2 separate regions of the Homo sapiens genome follow, and region 2 is linked to region 1. A link is a contact called in ENCODE Hi-C or POLR2A ChIA-PET data. All regions are on one chromosome and are shown on one strand. Each heading gives the region's core, a stretch centred on a gene start or an enhancer-like site at or near the end of the contact. The rest is flanking DNA. Distances are from core to core; before and after follow the strand shown.

Region 1 (3,787 bases), core at 676-3,175:
CATGAACTTACCCCAACACATTATGGCGTTTGGTGGCTTAACATATCTGTCTCCTGATGCTCAAAAAAACCCATTTTTACTCAGTGTATCCTCATCCTTAGTACTTAGCACAGTATCAGGCTCATCAGAGTTGACAGTCCATAAATACCCGTTGAAATGGATGATCTAATTTTAATCCAAACAGGAGAGGGAAGAACAAACCACACCATGTGCAAATATAATTTCCAGGTATACTGCTACATTAGGTTGAATCAAAAGAAATTAGTGTTTGGTATTTTCAAAATACTAAGCAGAAAACCTCAGGAATTTTACAAAACATATCATCAAAATCTAAAACTATTAATTTCTCATAGTCTTGCTATTCATTTTCTGTTCAACAAATATTTGACACTTACGTGTAGGGCACTATTTAGTACTAAGAGTCCTGGAGCTTGCAAATGTGAACGAGCAAGCTTTGCTTCCTGCTATTAAAGAGATTAATAGTCAAAAGTGGTGACTAGTCATCACTCGCATAATCGGTGAAAACATAAAAGGCGCCCAGTCCAACAGCTTTTCCCACATTCCTCCCCGCCACCCACCTCCAGAAGGAGTCTTGCTTGGTCACCCAGGCTCACTGCAACCTCCGCCTCCCGGGTTCAATCAATTCTTCTGCCTCAGCCTCCGGAGTAGCTGGGATTACAGGTGCACCCCACCATGCCCAGCTAATTTTTGTATTTTCAGTAGAAATGGGGTTTCACCATGTTGGTCAGGCTGGTCTTGAACTCCTGACCTCGTGATCCACCCACTTTGGCCTTCCAAAGTGCTAGGATTACAGGTGTAAGCCACTGAGCCTGGCAGTCACACATTCTTTCAACTGTTTGTTTCCACCTTTATTATAAAGTATTTATAAAGAGGGATCCAGAGTCCCTCACCTGGTTCAGAATCTTGGGTGACCCTTGGCAGGTCACTAACCCTGTGAGCCACAGCCACATTTGTAAAAGTGGGATAATAGTCACACATTGTGAGGTTGTTCACAGTGTTGGCACATGGTAAGGGCTAAGACACTTGATTAGCATAATATTCAAAATTAGAAATTGTACACTATTGTACTCTCTTTCAAAAGGCAAACAGCCTAAAACTGTTTGGAAAAAACAGCTTGTACAGTATATTGTACACTTCCTGTGATAGACTAGTGGACTGATACACCCACTAATGCACAGCAGTAATAGTCCACCTCTTTACACATTATGCATGTTAAGTGACAAAAAAACTCACTTTAAAAGGCCAAATGATAAAAACATCAGCCTTGAGGCTCTTCGATATAGAGTAAATCATATCTTCCTGCAAACCAAGGATTAGTATCATAATACCTGAAAGAGGAAAACTTAATTCTAACATTCAAGAAAATTGGCGGCAGGAATACACCTCGGCTTCTAGTAGTCGGTAGTTTAAAATACAGGAGGAAAAAAAAAAAGTTTGACCCCGACGTGATTCGAACACGCAGCCTTCTGATCTGGAGTCAGACGCGCTACCGTTGCGCCACGAGGTCCTGCTGGGCTGTGGCTCGCGCAGTTTCTTAGGACACCAGTAAATGGCGTTTCTTCCAGGGGTACCAGTCTTTCTCTTCCATTTACTCTCTGCCCCTCCACCCAGTATCTGTCGGACCAGGAGACCGATTCCTTCAGCGTCCAAACTTTCCTGACTGCTAGTCCTCTAACCAAGGCTGGGACGTAACCAGCGGAAGCGGGAGAACGGGGCTTCCCGTTTAGTCGGGTCTCCAGGATCAAAGGAAATTGGCCCTTCCTTTTCTTTACCAAATGATTTCCGTTCTTACCCGCCCTGCCCCCGCCCCGTTAGTCGCGAGACTCCGCCCTCTCTCCCCTCCCCCAACAGGTTCCGCGCGCTGAGTTCGCGACCTCGAGTTGTAATCTGGCGGGGCGCCACTAAGCCGGCGCAGGCCTTCGCAAGATGGCGGCTGGAGGCAAGGGCAGAGGCCTTCAGAGCGTTTTCTTTTTCCCTTTCCTCCCTTCCTGCAAACAATGTAAGGCATTTTCTCTCAGGGGAGGCTTTCACTTCATGGTGGGCATTAAGGTTAAAAGTCACCATTTTGAAGACAGGGTTGTGCACTTAAGGGAGCTGGTTTAGCATATTATGTTTAACAGCAGTGTCCTGTCATTGAATGATACAGAAAATAATAACTGTCGCCAAAAAAGTGCAGCTACACACCTCCCCGTCGGGGAATTGAACCCCGGTCTCCCGCGTGACAGGCGGGGATACTAACCACTATACTAACGAGGAGTCGTTAGGCTGTGTATTTTCTCAGACAGCCCTTCAAGGAGCAGTAAGATCCTTCCAGCGCTCCGTAACCTTCCGCCTGCCCCCGGGAAGTACGAAAGTCCGGTCTCTTGGAGCCGCTGCTTAGGCTTATTGTCCTCTCTGGGCGCTTTGTATTCTTGATGTTGGTGGGAAGAATAAAAGGTGTGGAATATGTGAAGGAAACGCGCTTCCCATGTTAGTGCTAGAGAAGTGTGTGAAAATAGTTTTTCCGAGGCTCTTGACGCGTTCTAAATGATTTAGGTTGCCGTCCTGAGTTTTTTTTTTTTAACTGACCACTGGTATGTGACTTGCGGCTGAGCCTTCCCCTTACAAATTTATACTTTCACTCTGAAGTTCAAGTTCAAGGATAGCATATGGCTGCCAGATGTCGGGGACAGTTAGGGTTGCCACGGTCTCGTGCCTCTTCAAACAATTCATAAGTCTTTTTTTTTTGAGAGGAAGTCTCGCTCTGTCCCCTAGGCTGGAGTGCAGTGTTGCGATCTGGGCTCACTACAACCTCCACCTCCAAGGCTCAAGTGATTCTCCCGCCTCAGCCTCTCGAGTGGCTGGGATTACAGGCGCGCACCACCATGCCTGGCTAATTTTTGTATTTTACTAGAGACGCGGGGTGTGTGTGTGTGTGTGGGGGGGGGGAGGGTTCACCATGTTGGCCAGACTGGTCTCGAACTCGTGACCTTTAGTGATCCACCTGCCTCGGCCTCCCAAAGTGCTGGGATTTACAGGCGTGAGCCACCGCGCCCGGCCAATTCACACACTTTTGTAACACAAAAGCGCCCAATGAAATGACCAGCTGCGGGCAAATGAAATTTTATCAAAATTTTATCAGCCGACTTCTGTTTCGCTCTCTGTAGGTGGCTACAGTTTAACTGGAAGTGACAAACGTAAGTATGTGAATGGCTAAATAATAATGCGTTTAAATAATTCAAAACCAGGATGTGCCACTGATTAAACATATGGGTTAGGAAAGTGCACTAATCGGATAATTTGATAATTTGTGTCATCCTAAACCCGTTCATAGACAGGATGAACCCTCTTCCCAGGGATACTAAGAGAGCCTTATATGTAAACTTTTTTTTTTGAGACGGAGTTTCACTCTTGTTGCCCAGGCTGGAGTGCAGTGGTGCGATCTTGGCTCACTACCACCTCCGTCCCCCGGGTTCAAGCGATTCTCCTGTCTCAGCCTCCCGAGTAGCTGGGATTACAGGTGCCCACAAACACGCCCGTTCAATTTGTGTTTCTAGTAGAGATGGTAATTCACCACGTTGGTCAGGCTGGTCTCGAACTCCTGACCTAAGGTGATCCACCCACCTCGGCCTCCCAAAGTGCTGGGATTACAGGCGTGAGCCACCGCGCCTGGCTATAAACTTTTGATTTTCTCTAAAGGAGTGTGTTTATAGGCACAGATAAACTGACATGATTGAAAGCGTTTCATTATAGAACTTAAACTTACGTGTCTCGTCTCCGACCCAAC
Region 2 (3,787 bases), core at 914-3,413, 1.4 Mb before region 1:
ATATTATTTATAGCTTTCTTAGGCCTCAGGAAAATCCTTACATGAGGTGCAAATGGTAATTATCACTCTTTCTCAGAGGAAATGTCTGTTCACTAGTGAAATGCTGATGTAAATTTTCAATACAAAATTTGATGTTTCCTTTTTTAAAAAATTATGCTGTTTCTACTTCTGTTTGCTGTCATCATTATTTTATCATTGGCTAGATCGAGGAAATGAAATTAATTTTTCAAAGGAATCTTTCAAGGCAAAGTTTATAAGGCAGAATATCAATTAGTAATTTCATGGTGGAAGCTTTTTTGTTTTGGAGGGCAAGGCAAGCTAGGGAAGGAATGTGAGAGTAAGTATGGTAGAAGCAAAATGGTTATAGAGAGTTATATGAAAATAAGGGTCACAGAATAAACACTTCAGTTGGATAAAATATGTAGCTCGTGAATAATAGCTGGCAAATTTGTGGAACAATTCATAAAGTAGTCATTTGGTATCACGAAGAGGATGATAAATTGAACTGTGGAAGACAGGAAAGGTTAATCACAAACAAACCATGCCTAACTAATTTAATTTCTTTTCAATACCAGGCAAGCTCAATGAGTAAACAAAACTAATAAGCTCAGTATATATAGAATGTTTAGTACTCTACTTCTATGGACACATTCAGTATAGTGCCATATGACATTTCATGAATAGAGTACAGAGACATTAGGTATAGATATAATAGATTATATATATAAATAATGTATTCAAATAGAAATAATAGTCTGGAAAATTTGAATATACAGATAGCCTTAACACTCAAAGTAAAATTTGTCAGTGTTAAAAAAATTAACTGGGGCCAGGTGCAGTGGCTCACGCCTGTAATCCCAGTACTTTGGGAGGCTGAAACGGGCAGATTGCTTAAGGCCGGGAGTTCCAGACCAGCCTGGCCAACACGGTGAAACCCTGTCTCTACTAAAAATATAAAAATTAGCCAGGCGTGGTGGTGTGTGCCTGTAATCCCAGCTACTTGGGAGGCTGAGGCATGAGAATCACTTGAACCCGGGAGGCAGAGGTTGCAGTGAGTGGAGATTATGCCACTGCACTCCAGCCTGGGCAACAGAGTGAGACTCTGTCTCAAAAAAAAAAAAAAATTGATTGGGAAACCATTAGGTAGTGCTTTGGGTTCCTATGTAAGCAAACTGAAACCAAACTCACTGTAAACAGTAAACACACTGTAAAACAGTGAAATGAAACTTAAGTTTAACAAATCAGAAAGCACCAGTGAATCTCTATCTAGAGTCTTTACCAGACACTGCCAATTACCTCTAAGTAGGGACTCTCCACTTTAATAAATCAAACATTTTCTCTGTCCTGCTTCCACAGACACCTTATAAAAGTTTTCCCTTGCACGCCTTTGGTGGAGCCCAAATCACTTGCAGTCTGGTGCTGCCTAATTCATGAATCACTGAATGCTCAAATAAACTCTTTAAAATTTTAATGTGCCTAGGTTTATCTTTTAATATCAGTGAAAGTGGTACTTAAATCTGTATTATTTATTGCCATTTATATATCTAAATGTATTTTCCAAGTTTGTCATATTAAGATATTATTGTTAATATTTTTAGGTGTCATGATGGTATCATGATTATACTTTTAAGAAGGGAACCCTTATCTTTTACACATGGATACTGAAATATTTACAGAAATGTTATGATGCCATGGATTTTCTTCAAAGTGGGAGGGTATATAGATGGAACAAATTTGACCATGAGTTGACGATTTTTAAAGGTGTATGATGAGTACGTTGGGTTTTTTAATACTATTCTGTCTACTTTTGAATATGTTTAAAAGTTTTTATAGTAAAAAGTTAATAAATCATTATGTGTTATATTGCTAATGGGTGATATCGAACTTTATAAGTAAATGTTAATTATGCTTTCAGTTTCCAGTTATACTTAATATTTTTACAACCTAATAATAGTCGTAAACTCATAGGGCAGAAAATAAAGAAAGCATTTCTTCTGGCAAGTTTATTTTGGACTGAAGACTCAGATTTTTAAGTAAGTTTTTCTTGGACAAATGGACTTTTAAGCTGATAGGACCTTGAAAAATTTCTATTCCAATTTCCATGTTTGTAGATGAGAGGATTGGAATTTGGCTGGCCTGGTTAGTTTGTATCATGACTCAGACTGCGGTCTGGGTTTCAGCTTTTGGTTCTGGGATTTTTCCTACTCTGTTAGATGCCTGTCTGCAAAAGTAATGTAAGATTCTTTTAGCTCACTGAGACTCAATTGCCCTTACAGAGGGATAGCTCAAGTGGCAGCAGAGTGCAGTGACCGGAGTTTAAATCATTGCTCTGCCAACTACTAGCTGTAAAACCGAGAATGATTTATTTCACCACCCTAAATCTCAGTTTTCTCATAAATTGAGAAAAACTGTAGTTCTTGTTGTGAGGATTATAAAAAATAATATGTTAAAATGGTTAGTAACAGACTCTATTATTTGGTGACTTTGTAAGGTTTTAATAAGATTACGTATTTTTAGCACAATAGCTGGCACATAGTATGAACTAAATGAGTACTTGATATTATTATTGCTGTCATTATTGTTATTATTACCATTCTCATACAATCAAGGAAGTAAGAAATTTTGAATTTTAAAATTTCAGTGGATAAACTGCAGGCTGATAATTCAGAACTCTCTGTAAATGAGTATGTATATATATGCATATATTATGGGTGTGTACACATAGACTGTTGCGTTAGATACATGTTTTTAAACAGCTTTATTGAGATATAATTCTCATAATGTTCACCTATTTAAAGTTTTTAATTGGATGGTTTTTAATATATTAACAGAGTTGTGAAACCACTACCACAGTCTAATTTTAGAATATGTTCATCGCTCTAAAAAGAAGCCACTGTACTTATTAGCAGTCACTTCCCATTCCTCCCATCTCCCCAGTGTAGACAATTACTAATCTACTTTCTGTTTCAATAGATTTGCCTATTCTGTACAATTCATATAAGTGGAATCATACAATGTGTGGCCTATATGACTGTCTTCTTTCACTTAGCATGTTTTCAGAATTCACCCATGTTATTGCATGTATCTGTACTTTATTCCTCTTTTTTTTTTTTTTTTTTTTTTTGAGATGGAGTCTTGCCCTGTAGCCCAGGCTGGAATGCAGTGGTGCGATCTCGGCTCACTGCGACCTCCGCCTCCCTGGTTCAAGCAGTTCTCCTGCCTCAGCTTCCCAAGTAGCTGGGATTACAGGCACGGGGCACCATGCCCAGCTAATTTTTGTATTTTTAGTAGAGAAGGGGTTTCCCCATGTTGGCCAGGCTGTTCTTGAACTCCTGACCTCAGCCTCCCAAAGTGCTGGGATTACAGGCGTGAGCCACCACGTCTGGCCCTTTATTCCTTTTTAATGGCAAATAATATTCTATTATATGGATCTTTTTACAGCTTGCAGAATACTTCATAGTTTCCTAGAATGCTGTGTTTGGAATGGAATATGAACAAATTCAGCTCTATTCTAGGTGGACAGAGGAATTCTACACTTTTCTAAGTGATTATAGTTGTAGTTGTAGTCTAAATCATCTTCCAGGAGAAATAGTCACTATATACATGTACCTAACATTACCCAAATGTGATCTAGAATGAGAAGCATAGAGAGAAGAGGGAAGAAAAAGAAAGGGAACTATGACATGGGAAGAAAGGAAAAGAAGAGGCAAAGGTAATATTTTACAGAAATAGAAAATATTTGTATGGAAACATAAAAGACCCCAAATAGGCAAAGCAATCTTGAGAA

Evidence for each region. A loop is a pair of places that touch in the nucleus more often than their neighbours do. ChIA-PET counts read pairs that join two places held with the same protein, here RNA polymerase II (POLR2A).
Region 2: a loop to region 1 is called in a map with no recorded cell type, with 5 times the contacts of the local background. The contact joins the enhancer-like site here to the promoter of LINC02453 in region 1. A Hi-C loop is called at or near these places in 1 of 37 single-sample maps with no recorded cell type. POLR2A ChIA-PET finds 5 or more read pairs at or near these places in 1 of 52 experiments (Panc1).

Annotation. Positions count from the first base shown.
Region 1 is chr12:98,501,993-98,505,779 of GRCh38, reverse strand. LINC02453 (long intergenic non-protein coding RNA 2453) reads left to right here and starts at 1,925. Exons shown (of 4, transcript NR_038383.1): 1 at 1,925-2,020; 2 at 3,168-3,197. It overlaps TRD-GTC1-1 (tRNA-Asp (anticodon GTC) 1-1), which reads right to left and starts at 2,277; the gene lies at 2,206-2,277. TRW-CCA4-1 (tRNA-Trp (anticodon CCA) 4-1) reads right to left here and starts at 1,528; the gene lies at 1,457-1,528. RefSeq lists enhancers at 1,568-1,867, 1,878-2,187.
Region 2 is chr12:99,909,692-99,913,478 of GRCh38, reverse strand. All of the region lies in intron 1 of ANKS1B (ankyrin repeat and sterile alpha motif domain containing 1B), which reads left to right. Among named protein-coding and RNA genes, the nearest start is that of ANKS1B, 73 kb to the left of the region's middle. Within about 2 kb of position 2,163, at least 7 of the 41 ENCODE cell types and tissues checked have a DNase peak (open chromatin) inside an H3K27ac peak, as active enhancers do; they include Panc1, where a contact is called at or near this core.